Linked DNA regions of Homo sapiens: region 2 is linked to region 1. A link is a contact called in ENCODE Hi-C or POLR2A ChIA-PET data. All regions are on one chromosome and are shown on one strand. The core of a region is the stretch at or near the end of the contact, and the rest is flanking DNA. Distances in the headings are between cores, read along the strand shown. Region 1 overlaps SATB1-AS1 (SATB1 antisense RNA 1). Region 2 has its middle 270 kb from the start of SATB1-AS1.

Region 1 (5,505 bases), core at 1,828-4,327:
CAAAGAATTATGCACGAATAAAACCCTGCGGGGAAAATGTAAGATGCTAACTTAGAATGGATAGAAAGAAAAAAGAATGGATAGAAAGAAAAAAGCTTTAAACCATCAGCAAAATTCAAATTAGAAAGGGATAGGTAGTCACAAAAATGATCTGAATTGTGATGTAAAACAAAATACAAAAATAACATGCTGAAGTCTGATGTTCTGGTGTAGCAAACCCATTCACTAATTCTGAAATGGAATACTATTCTTATATGATGCACATTATAGTCCCAAATGCCAAAATTAGAACTTAGACATATATAATTTTGGGGAGACCTTTAAATATGAGACCCTCTTTGAGCATTTAAAAAATATTAAACATCTGAAAAATGATGTACATACATCTTTTTTAGGATGTATATATATTCTATATCAGATTTTTTATTGGAAAATCTAAGCCATCATTACCCTGAGAGAGGGCAGTCAAGGAGAGCAGAAGAGCCCCAAGCATGTATTCTCAGAGTCCGTTTACTATAAATTGGAAAAGACAAAGAAAATGATAACTGTAATCAATTTGCCTTTACCTTGATGTCATTCTAGAATTTTGAACCATTTAATTTTGTTTTCTCCCAATCCTGGCCACAGCACTTTTTTCTCCTTTTAGCTATTCATTGAGAAAACATGAGAAATAAGGGAGGCTTCAAGAATGGTTTGAGGTAGTATGTCCATCCCCCAGGTTGAAGAGTACTCTGCCATTTGGTTTTGGTGGCTTCTCCTTGCCTTATGTTTATCTAGGTCTCTGGCTTCAGATCTGGCATACACACAACATCTGTGTGTATGTTGTATGTGTATTTTAGATGGTTGTCTTCAATTAGAGAATAATACTTCTGAGGTGGCATCTCAGGCATAGTCATTTTTTAAAGGAGTTCTTACTTTCTGGGTATGTTTTGCTTAGAGATAAATATGTTTATCCTCCGTTTTAACACCAAAGAGATGGCTGTAAAAACAGTTGGATCCAAATGTTAAAAGTAAAATGGGAAATTCTCTTTGAGCAGAGTGTGCAAGGAAAGCAATATTTTTGTACAGTTTGCTATTGTTTTATGAATCTTTAGTATAATAACACCCTGATGTTTTACTCAGCTCATTTATGTGTCTGCATATTCACTCCGAAATCCAAAATGTCATTTCAAACATTCCCAGACATGTTAATTCCTTTAAGTTGGTGTCAACTATTTCATATTTCCCAACTTTATCAAGGTATAATGGAATGAATTACAATTTCTAGTTCTTAGAAACAGCTAGAAAATTTGTTCAGCTTGGTGTTTAAAAAAAGCAAATGGCCAGTCCTTAGTTTCTGCTTCCTCAACAGTTTATGACTTTGCAGGAGTTATTTCAATGACTTCTCTTGGTAACTGCCAAGCCATCTCCTGCATTTGATTTAGTTTCTAGGAGACATTTTCTAGAAAAAGAAGAGAATGCTTGCAACAAAGATGGCAAATAGAATTACTGAATGTAACCCTTTCCCTGTAGGAATCTTGATGGGAGTAAGCAAATGTTTGATTGGTTTCACCAACCTGGGTCAAGTTGCTATGTGGGTGACTCTCACCTGGAGATCTGGTGTGAGAGACTGAATACTGAAGTCTTGAGAGCATGGTGGGAATGAAGGGCTGAGACAAGGGCACCAAACTCAGAAGAACTTAAAGCAATGTCAGGAGCTGAGATGTGGAACCTGGAAGCTAAGGAGAGCATGACAGTTTGGGCTGAAGTCCAGGTGGTCAGACAGAAATTCAGTGTGCATGTAGTTATGGGCATTCTAAGGTTAGGTTGGATTCATTTATAGGACTTTTGGGTGAGCCTAAGACACAAGATTCACATTGGCTAAACCCACTTACTATATCTTAGGATAACAAATTTTATCCTTTACATAAAGATAGTATCTTTAATTTGTTTCAAAACTATGTCTTGAGCTTCATAATGCATTGAAGAAGGGGATGAGATTAAGTTTAGAATATGCTCTATTTCCTGTTGCAGGATTTAAATTATGAATGAATGAGTGTGTGAATTAGATCTATTTATAAGTTAACTGTCTCCATCTCCTTTGTTTATAAAATAGCTTTATGTGTTGATTTCATGACAGAAAAACTCAGCCTTGAAGGTTTTCCCAACAAAACTATAACTTTCACTTAAGTTTTTCATTTTCTGACTCCCATACACCCCCAACCCACCCTCACAAACACACACACACACACACACAAGCACACATATTTTACAGTTAAGTATAAGATATCCCTCTGGAATTTCATTTTTTAGGGTTCTCTAAATTTTTTCAAGCTTCTCTCTTTTTTTAAACTTCTGTTTTTGGTTCTATTCCCAGAACCCATATACACCTCACCCAGAGTTTACCTCGAATCCACTAATTTACTGCCCTAGTCATGAAATGTAACTTATTCAATAGGTGAGGTTTTTTTTCCTCCTGAGAATCCCAAAAAGAAAAATCATGAAAATTGCATTTATTGGTCAGAATTTCCACGTTTCAAAGTTCTGATATTTTAGTATCTGATCAGGAGAGAAAAAAGTCTTTCACATGGAAATTAAATGATTTATACAAATTAGTTTGAAATTTGAGATAGAAATAAGATCATTGAAATATATTCAGAGATTTAGCCTGAAAATAACTGAGTCTTGAGGTCATCATCTGAAACAATGTGCCTTATTATTTTGAAATAATTATAAAGATGGTTCGAGTAAGCCTATAGTTCTAGAAAATTCCTTATAGAGTTACTATAAATACTGAACAGTAGTCTTTGAATCATGGGGATGAATGGGTTTCATATAAGTCATTCACAAATGGCTCAGTGGACAAATTTTATCTCAGAAAGAGAATGCCCCATAGGAGTTAAAATTATCATGGCTGAGAATTCCTAGATGATGTCACCAGAATCTGAAAACACTACTGTGGATGCAATAATGATGCTATCTGCATTTTCTGGGTCTAACTTCTGACAAGGAATCTGAGTTTTCTGGCAAGCAGAATGCACATCAGAGTACACAAGGGGCATGTCTTGGCAACTTCCACCTGAGCACACATGCACGGCTTCCTGTTTTGGTCTGATAGCTTCCCCTGGGCTTTTGTTAATGCAAAATTACCCACACAGAGATGGGTTGCCCATGCAAAAGAGTAGGTGTCTTATTTTGGGAAAGTTTGCTTCACATTATCTTTGTTGTTTTATTCTACTAACCCTATTTCCTCTTTTATTTTACACTAGCGTTTTAAATTCACTTCATTTGTCTGTGAGAAATACTTCCCCCCGCCCCCTCACTTCTTAGGCTTATTTCTCTTGTTATCTGTTTTCTTTTTCTTCTCTAGGCACTGCCTTATTACTGCTTCATTTGTTTGCAATATTAATGTCTGCTAAAATGTCTTAAGATATACAATGTTAATTCATTTGCTCAATGATTTAAAAATATTTGTGAGTCTCTCACTCCTCCACATGTACATATACCTTGGAGGTAGGACAAAGGTGCCTTAAATATTCATTGTACTTTCAGGTTTATACAGTTTGGGTTGGGAGTTATACTTTCACAAACTGTGGTACAAAAATAAAAAGTGATGGCTTCTATAAAAGGTAATGATGAAATGCTATGAGGCATTTTCTCATGTGCTTTTTGGTCATTTTGTGTGTGCGTATATATATATTCCTTTGTGAAGTGCCTGTTCAAATCTCTTGCCCATAATTTTCCACTGGATTAAAAAAATTGCATTATAGAAATTGTTACATAGTCTAGGTACAAGTCCTTTGCATGTATATATTATATGTACATACATGTGGCTTTTAAACCTATTTTCTTACGATTTTAATTTCTGTGAAGTCTACTATATCTTTATGCTTTTCCTTTAATAGTGAGTGCTTTCTGTGTCTTGTAAAAGGAATTTTTTGTTATTCTTAAGTCACTAAGATATATGCCTGTGTTTTCTTTGATGTCTAGGTCTACATAATAAATCATTAGAGAAATGTGAATTAAAACCAATGAGTTATTACTACAGAGTCACTAGAATGGCTACAACTAAAAGACTGACAATACTAAGTGTTGTTGAGGATGTGAAACAAGTGGAATCACCATACACTGATAATGAGAGTATAAAATGACAAAACGACCTAGGAATTAGTCTGGCAATTTCTCATGTAAACATACACCTGTCCTACGACTCACCATTTATGCTTTTAGGTTTTACTAAAAAGAAGTGAAGACATGTGTCAACAAAAAGATTTGTACAAGAATGTTTAAAGCATCCTTATTCATAATAGCCAGTCACTCCAATGTCCATCAATAAAACAGTAGATAAACAAACTTTGGTTTATTCATATAATAGAATATTACTTGGCAATAAATATATACAAATTACTGATATACATAAATAATATAAATTATTCTCAAAATGCTGAGCTAAAGAAGTTTTCCACAAAAGAGTATATGCTATATGATTTCATTTATATGAAGGGCCAGAATAGGTAAAACTCACCTGTGATGAAATAAAGCAGTGGTTCTGTGGTCTGAATGTTTGTGTCTCTCTCAAATTCATATGTTGAATCTACTTACCAGTGTGATGACATTAGGAGGTGGGGACTTTGGGAGGTGATTAGGTCAGCAGGACAGAGCCCTCATAATTGGGATTTACTGCCCTTAATCCCAATTAAAAGTTTCCAGAAATCTCTCTTGCTCCTTCCACCAAGTGAAAAAAACAGCAAGAAGGCACTATCTATAAATCAGAAAACAGGCCCTCACCAGACATTGAATGTGCTAGTGCCTTGATCTTGGACTTTCCACCCTCCAAAGCTGTGAGAAATAAATGTTGTTTATAAGTCATTCAATTTGTAATATTTTGTTAGGGCAGTGTTATGCTGACTGTAACAAGCGGGGATTGACTGGAACAAACAAGGAGGAAATGTGCTTGAGCAATGGAAATGTTATATATATAGATAGGAGTGTGAGTTATACAACAGTTTATCTTCATCAACACTGGGGGAATGCACATTTAAGATTTGAGCATTTCATTGTATGCAAATAATACCTCCTTAAAACAATGAAAAAGTTCTAGAGGGCAGATTTTGCAATTAATTGATTAGAAATATGGCATATTGGTTTACATATTGGGTTATACTCAGAGTCTCAAACCATAGTTCTGAAACTTATTAGCTGGCAAAGTCTGGTAAGTAACATAACCTCCCTGAACTTGTTTTCCCTTTGCACAGCTAGAATAATACCTTCTTTAAGAGATGTTATAGGAATGTATGTAAAAGGCTTATCACAAGGGCTGACATAAGAAATTACTTTATTGACTAATTCTCCTCCTTTTTGTCCTTCTTCTTGTTTATTACTTAGTAAAGTGTCAAATATGGCTGTCAGGTTTTGGTTGCTGCTGTTTGTGAAGATGATAAATTGTTAACAGAAATACAGAGCACACTAGTAAGATCATACCTGGGAGAGAATAATGAGTCATCTAATGAATTTGAGACAAATAGG
Region 2 (5,505 bases), core at 1,381-3,880, 210 kb after region 1:
GAAGACTGTTGTCTGCTTCCTAGAAATACCTAGCTTCACCTTAGCTAATACAGCATTTTTTCCTGCCTTCTTATTCTTCTTAGCAATGAAAAATGTAAGTCCAGGGGCACCAAAAGAAGTACAGTGAAAAACGATGGCTTTACTTTGACTCTTTGTTCCCTGGTAGATAAGCAACTGGCTGTTCTATGCACTGCAGGGAAAGCAGTGGAATGTTTCAAAAGACCACAGAATGCTCATTTCCAATAAGCAATGGATAATAACAACAATAACAGTAATACCATTAATGGTAATAATAATAAACATAAATCTCTCTTCAGCAGGCCCTAAATGTCGCTCAGTGGCCTAAGGGCTATTATGACTCCAGTGTGACTAGGCCCCGCTGTGGCCTTTTCTAAGGCAAAGGAGTTGTGGGGTGGGGGGCAAAAACCTCTAAGCTTGGTACACAATAGAACATAACCTCCTTCTCTCCACTGGTTTTCATAAGAAGCCAGTGGAGATCTGTCAGGGCAAAAGCTTTCTACAGAGCCTCCTAGAATGGCAACGCCTGATGCCTAACACTTTTACTGGAGAGCGCCTGGCAGGCATAATGAAGTCAGTAATTTTTCCTGCTTGCAGCCTTGAATTAGGCCACATGGTAGAGCTTTCTAGGCTGGTGAAAAAAAAGTACTACAGAACTTTAGAAAAATGGTAACGCCTTATTAAATTATTTGAAATCTCTGGAGTTGCATCTCTTTTATGGCTCCAAATTGGTATACCTATTAACTTAAGAGTGTTCAAATTTTTCTAAAATATTATTGTATTTAAGACATAATGCCATTCCCAAACTGCACATGAATTACAGAGCGTCAGGGAAAGAGAGAGAGACTCACCATTTCCAGGCTTAAAAACCTTTACCACAATTAGTAGTTAGTAGCTTTCAGAAACATTTGCTGGATAAGTAACCACGGTCAAATCGCATCATTTTGCCCCCACCCCTCCTCCTCTCCTTTCTTTTATTCCACGGTTTTGAGTGCTGGTCTAAGAGCTATAATTTCATCTTTAGGCATATTTCTGCAGGCATCTTTAATGAGGCATTTGATTTGTCCAGTCCTGCTTCCCTGAATTCAGCCATTTAGGGATTTAGGGTTGGGAGAGTGTGAGAAGAAGGGAACATGGAATACCACCATGATGCTGAGAAAATACAATCTAAGGATTCAAAGAGATTGTGAATTATCTTCTTTCCCCTTTGGGCAGGGCTATATCTAATAGCATTCTAGATAGATAATTTTCCATTTTCAATTATTTATTGCAAGCCTATTGTGTGCCATATATATTTTCAGCATGAGAGGTACAAAAATGATTTTATCCTATTTTTTGAAAGCTTTCAGATATGTAAGAATTTCAGTAGTTTATGAACTCAGTGTAGGAGTAATTAAATACCCTACTTTTATTATTTAGCAACTTTGTACCTGAAAATAAGAATGAAGGAAAATACACCGTTTATAAAAAACTGAAGTTTTGCCTATCTTGTTCACTTAGTTCTGGACACCCTTAGTATGCCCTTAATAAGTATTTGTCCTATACTTAAAAACCTTATGGGAAAGAAAGACATTTAGATAATTCTCTAATAATTGAAATAAAACAGTTGTGCTGAAATGAATAAAATATTTGTAGAAAAATTAAATATTTCCATACTGAAAGTAGGAATTATTTTCATTGTCTGACTGTGTGTGTACAGAGTCACCAATGGGTTACTTTGCTAAAATTTCTAAGTGGAACTTGGAGCTCATTGTGTCTGAGAAACAATGTTGTTAGTGGTAGTATAGGTCTCTAATCTATTCCACAAAATCCTGCAATACAGCTTTTTAATGTATTAAGTACTTTTTTTTCCCACAAAATGGATATGTTTTTAAGTTAAATAAAAAACACTGTGTGTGTGTGTTTGCGTGTGTGTGTGTGTGTGTGTTTTACTTAACTGTTACTTGTGAATAGTCACTTGAGAAAAGCAAGTTTAATTAGGAAGTATATGAGGATATAGGTGCATATGAATTCAGCAGAAATTTGGAAATGGATTTTTCAGCCCTGTTACTGGCTTGAGTAGATAAGAGCATTTGTTTGTTTCGTATTCAGTGGACAATAGGATTCCTACCTTAAATGTATTTTGTTTTCCTTTATTCTGTTATGTTGGTAGAAATACCCTTTTATTTATCAAGTAATATTTTTGGTTTACCAATGAAATAAAAGGCAGAAAAATGAAGAAAAAAGAGAAAGCCTCTCTGAGAAGAATAGGAAATGATTGGAATTAAGAGATCAAGATGAAAGAAAGAAACTATGGAGGAAGTCAGAGTAGTAAGTGATGAAAATAGTCAAATGTCCAGTGTTTGCATGCCATCTCCTAAGGGGGCAAAAGAACAGTAGTAGAGAAAAGAACCTACTGAAGTGAGTGCTGGGAACACTCTAGGTAAGCTCCATTGGAGAGTGTGGTCAGCAGGGCCATGTGCAAAAGGGAAAGTGCATTCAGTGGGAGAAAATAAACTGTCTGAGAAGTGAATGGCATTTGCCATAAGTGTGGCTTATAAGCTCGTTGGGAAAAAAAAAAAAAAGAGAGATCGTTTTGCATTTTTCTTTGAAGGTTGACAGAGCTTACTGTTCTGAGTGCTGGCTTCCCTTACCCTAGCGGAAATAAGACGCCTTTAGTTTGTTAAGCTGGTGACTGAGGACTGACTGTATTGCTCCAAAGCTAGAGGTTGGCAATGTTGAAGGAGCAAAGGGGAGGTCTACCTTTAGGAAGAATTACATTTCCTGGAACTGGGAGGTTGGAGATTGTGTGTGCCAAGGTCTGGGACTTCTGATGAGGAGGCGCTGTGGATGCTGGGCCTTAACACAAGTGGTGGTGGCACTGAGAGCTGTGACAGGCTCTGGAGGCACATTTGGCATAAGGGAGCAGATACTGCAAAGATTCAGCCTTTCCGCTCCCAAAGGGTCTTTGTCAATTCAGGCAAAGAGCATTTCAGATGTGACTCCAATGAACTGCAAGCTAGAGGTTCCCTCCAATGTCCCTGGGTTGCCATAGCAGTAGATTTCCTGTAAGATTTCAAGTGAGGGGAAAAGCCACACTCCAAAATGACTGAGGTGTGATTTCTCAGAACCCCTATGTGTGGGTAATGCACTACATTTAATGTAAATTAGAAAAACAAAAACTATATTTTGCTGTTGGCATGTCCTGACATGCTTGTTTTTATAATTTTACTAGATGTGCAGTGGTCCATTAAAAATACATAGAATTGTTTTGAGTATTTTGGAATTTTATATAAATGACATCATACTGTTAAGAGAAATGGGATGAGGGAGTAGAGTGTGTGTACTGTATTATGTATTTAGAAAAAGATCTGAAGCGAATATAGTAAAATGTTAACATTTGTTAAATCCGGTTGGTGGATATACAGGTGTCTTGCAAGTTTTTATTCCTGTACTTTTCTGTATGTCTGAACATTTGGTTATTTTTTAAAAAATAAAGAAAAAAAACAGAGAAAAACCAACATAATATTTCTGGACTCCAAGAGTCATGGAATGTTTAATATTAGTTTTACTTGAAATATTTGTAAATTGGTTTGTTACAAGTCTTGAGGTACTTTCACAGCTTGAGTGGAAGCCTTGCCTATTTGATGACATACTAACGTTACCAACTGAACATGTCCCAAATAGAACTCTTGAACTTTTACTACCATACCTGGTTTCCACTTCTCCATTTCAGTAAAAGTTTCAACTATTCATTCAATTACTTAAGCCAGAAATCTAGCAATTGTCCATGATTCCTCTTTTCCCCCAACTTACCAAATTCAAGTCATTGATTCTGCCTCCAAACATATGCATCTGATCCAAAATTTTATACTGATCTCTGCTGTCACCTTCTTTTTTTTTTTTTTTTTTGAGACGGAGTCTCGCTCTGTCGCCCAGGCTGGAGTGCAGTGGCGGGATCTCGGCTCACTGCAAGCTCCGCCTCCCGGGTTCACGCCATTCTCCTGCCTCAGCCTCCCAAGTAGCTGGGACTACAGGCGCCCGCCACTACGCCCGGCTAATTTTTTGTATTTTTAGTAGAGACGGGGTTTCACCGTTTTAGCCGGGATGGTCTCGATCTCCTGACCTCGTGATCCGCCCGCCTCGGCCTCCCAAAGTGCTGGGATTACAGGCGTGAGCCACCGCGCCCGGCCTGTCACCTTCTTATTTCAGACCATCTTCTCTCCCCAGAATACCACAACAGCCTCCCAGCTAATATCTCTGATTTGACTCTTTCCATACCAATTCCTTCTCTAGACATTGGCAAAGTGATTTTCTTTAAAAAATTGAAATTAGATAATTTTATTTCTTGCTAAAAGCTTACAATGACTTCCCATTGTGTTCGGGGTAAAATACAAATATCTAACCACAGCCTACAAGACCCAGTATGATCTAACTCCTGTCCATATTGCCTCACTTATGCTCCAGCTCTTATTAGTTACAGGAACACACCAAGCTCCTTCCCATCCTACGGACTTTTACTCTGTTCTTTCCTCTACTTGTAACCAGACTTTGCATAGCTAGATCCTTCCCTTTCTTAGGTCACAGCTTACATCTCTTGCTGACCACTGTATTTCAAGTGGATTCCTCTTCTTTTATTCTTTATTAATCCTTATTTTTTCACAGAACTTATCACAGCTTCCAATTATTTTATAGTATCGATTGCCACTTGCCATTAGTTTTTGACCATCCAAGATCTAAATTCCCATATATTTAGAGATTCTCCTATATAATGAATCTAAGCCTATCCTCAACATGGAAGTCACAAGTGCAAATACTGACTTTCTCAGAGTCTTCTGCATCTTGGACACATGACCTAGATCATACCATTCAGATCATTTTTCCCCAACTTTGACTTAGAAGCTAGTGTTGTTATGAATTTTGGTGAGAGAGGTGGCAGCAGCAGCAACAGCAGTTAAATCCATTTTTCAGAAACTGCAGAGCCTGTGGTTATGATGAAATTGGTACACTGTCCAGCTCTAATGTGGTGAGAAGCTCAAGGCTGGATATGTCTGTTCAACAGTGGCAAATGGGATGCAATCACTGGATCTGTGGCATGAATGAGGGCCTATTCCTCATTGTGTATTATCCAATCCTGTTTTCTTAGCACTCTTTGTGATTCTATGGGTTATGCAAACAAATGTTTTTTATTTTCTTTTTTAACAAATACCTTTTCTGCTTAAGTTAACTTTCATTGGTTTATGTTTTCTTTTCAAGATTGGGACTAGACTGAAACACATAGGCACAAAATTTGAGAAAGCACTCATTATTTACTATTTTGTCATGAAGTTTCAAACTTGGGCTTGCACATCTCTGAAAGTGAATGCCTCCTTAAATTTTGTGCCCCAGGTGCCTCACTTACTTTATTCGAGATCCAGCTTTGTGCTTGCAATGATAAGAAGTTATGGAATCCAACTTTTCTGAATACCTGGAGTTTCTGGTTATAAGTGATGAGTGGTCTGTCTCACA

What was found. A loop is a pair of places that touch in the nucleus more often than their neighbours do. ChIA-PET counts read pairs that join two places held with the same protein, here RNA polymerase II (POLR2A). Pooled maps may share reads with other maps.
Region 2: a pooled map shows a loop between it and region 1 (2.2-fold over the local background). The contact joins two enhancer-like sites. A Hi-C loop is called at or near these places in 4 of 50 pooled maps. POLR2A ChIA-PET finds 5 or more read pairs at or near these places in 5 of 52 experiments (OCI-LY7, activated CD4-positive, alpha-beta T cell, activated CD4-positive, alpha-beta memory T cell and 1 more).

Annotation. Positions count from the first base shown.
Region 1 is chr3:18,496,399-18,501,903 of GRCh38, forward strand. The region is part of intron 4 of SATB1-AS1 (SATB1 antisense RNA 1); the gene reads left to right. Among named protein-coding and RNA genes, the nearest start is that of SATB1-AS1, 54 kb to the left of the region's middle. Within about 2 kb of position 3,078, at least 4 of the 41 ENCODE cell types and tissues checked have a DNase peak (open chromatin) inside an H3K27ac peak, as active enhancers do.
Region 2 is chr3:18,710,446-18,715,950 of GRCh38, forward strand. No RefSeq gene overlaps it. Among named protein-coding and RNA genes, the nearest start is that of SATB1-AS1, 270 kb to the left of the region's middle. Within about 2 kb of position 2,631, at least 2 of the 41 ENCODE cell types and tissues checked have a DNase peak (open chromatin) inside an H3K27ac peak, as active enhancers do.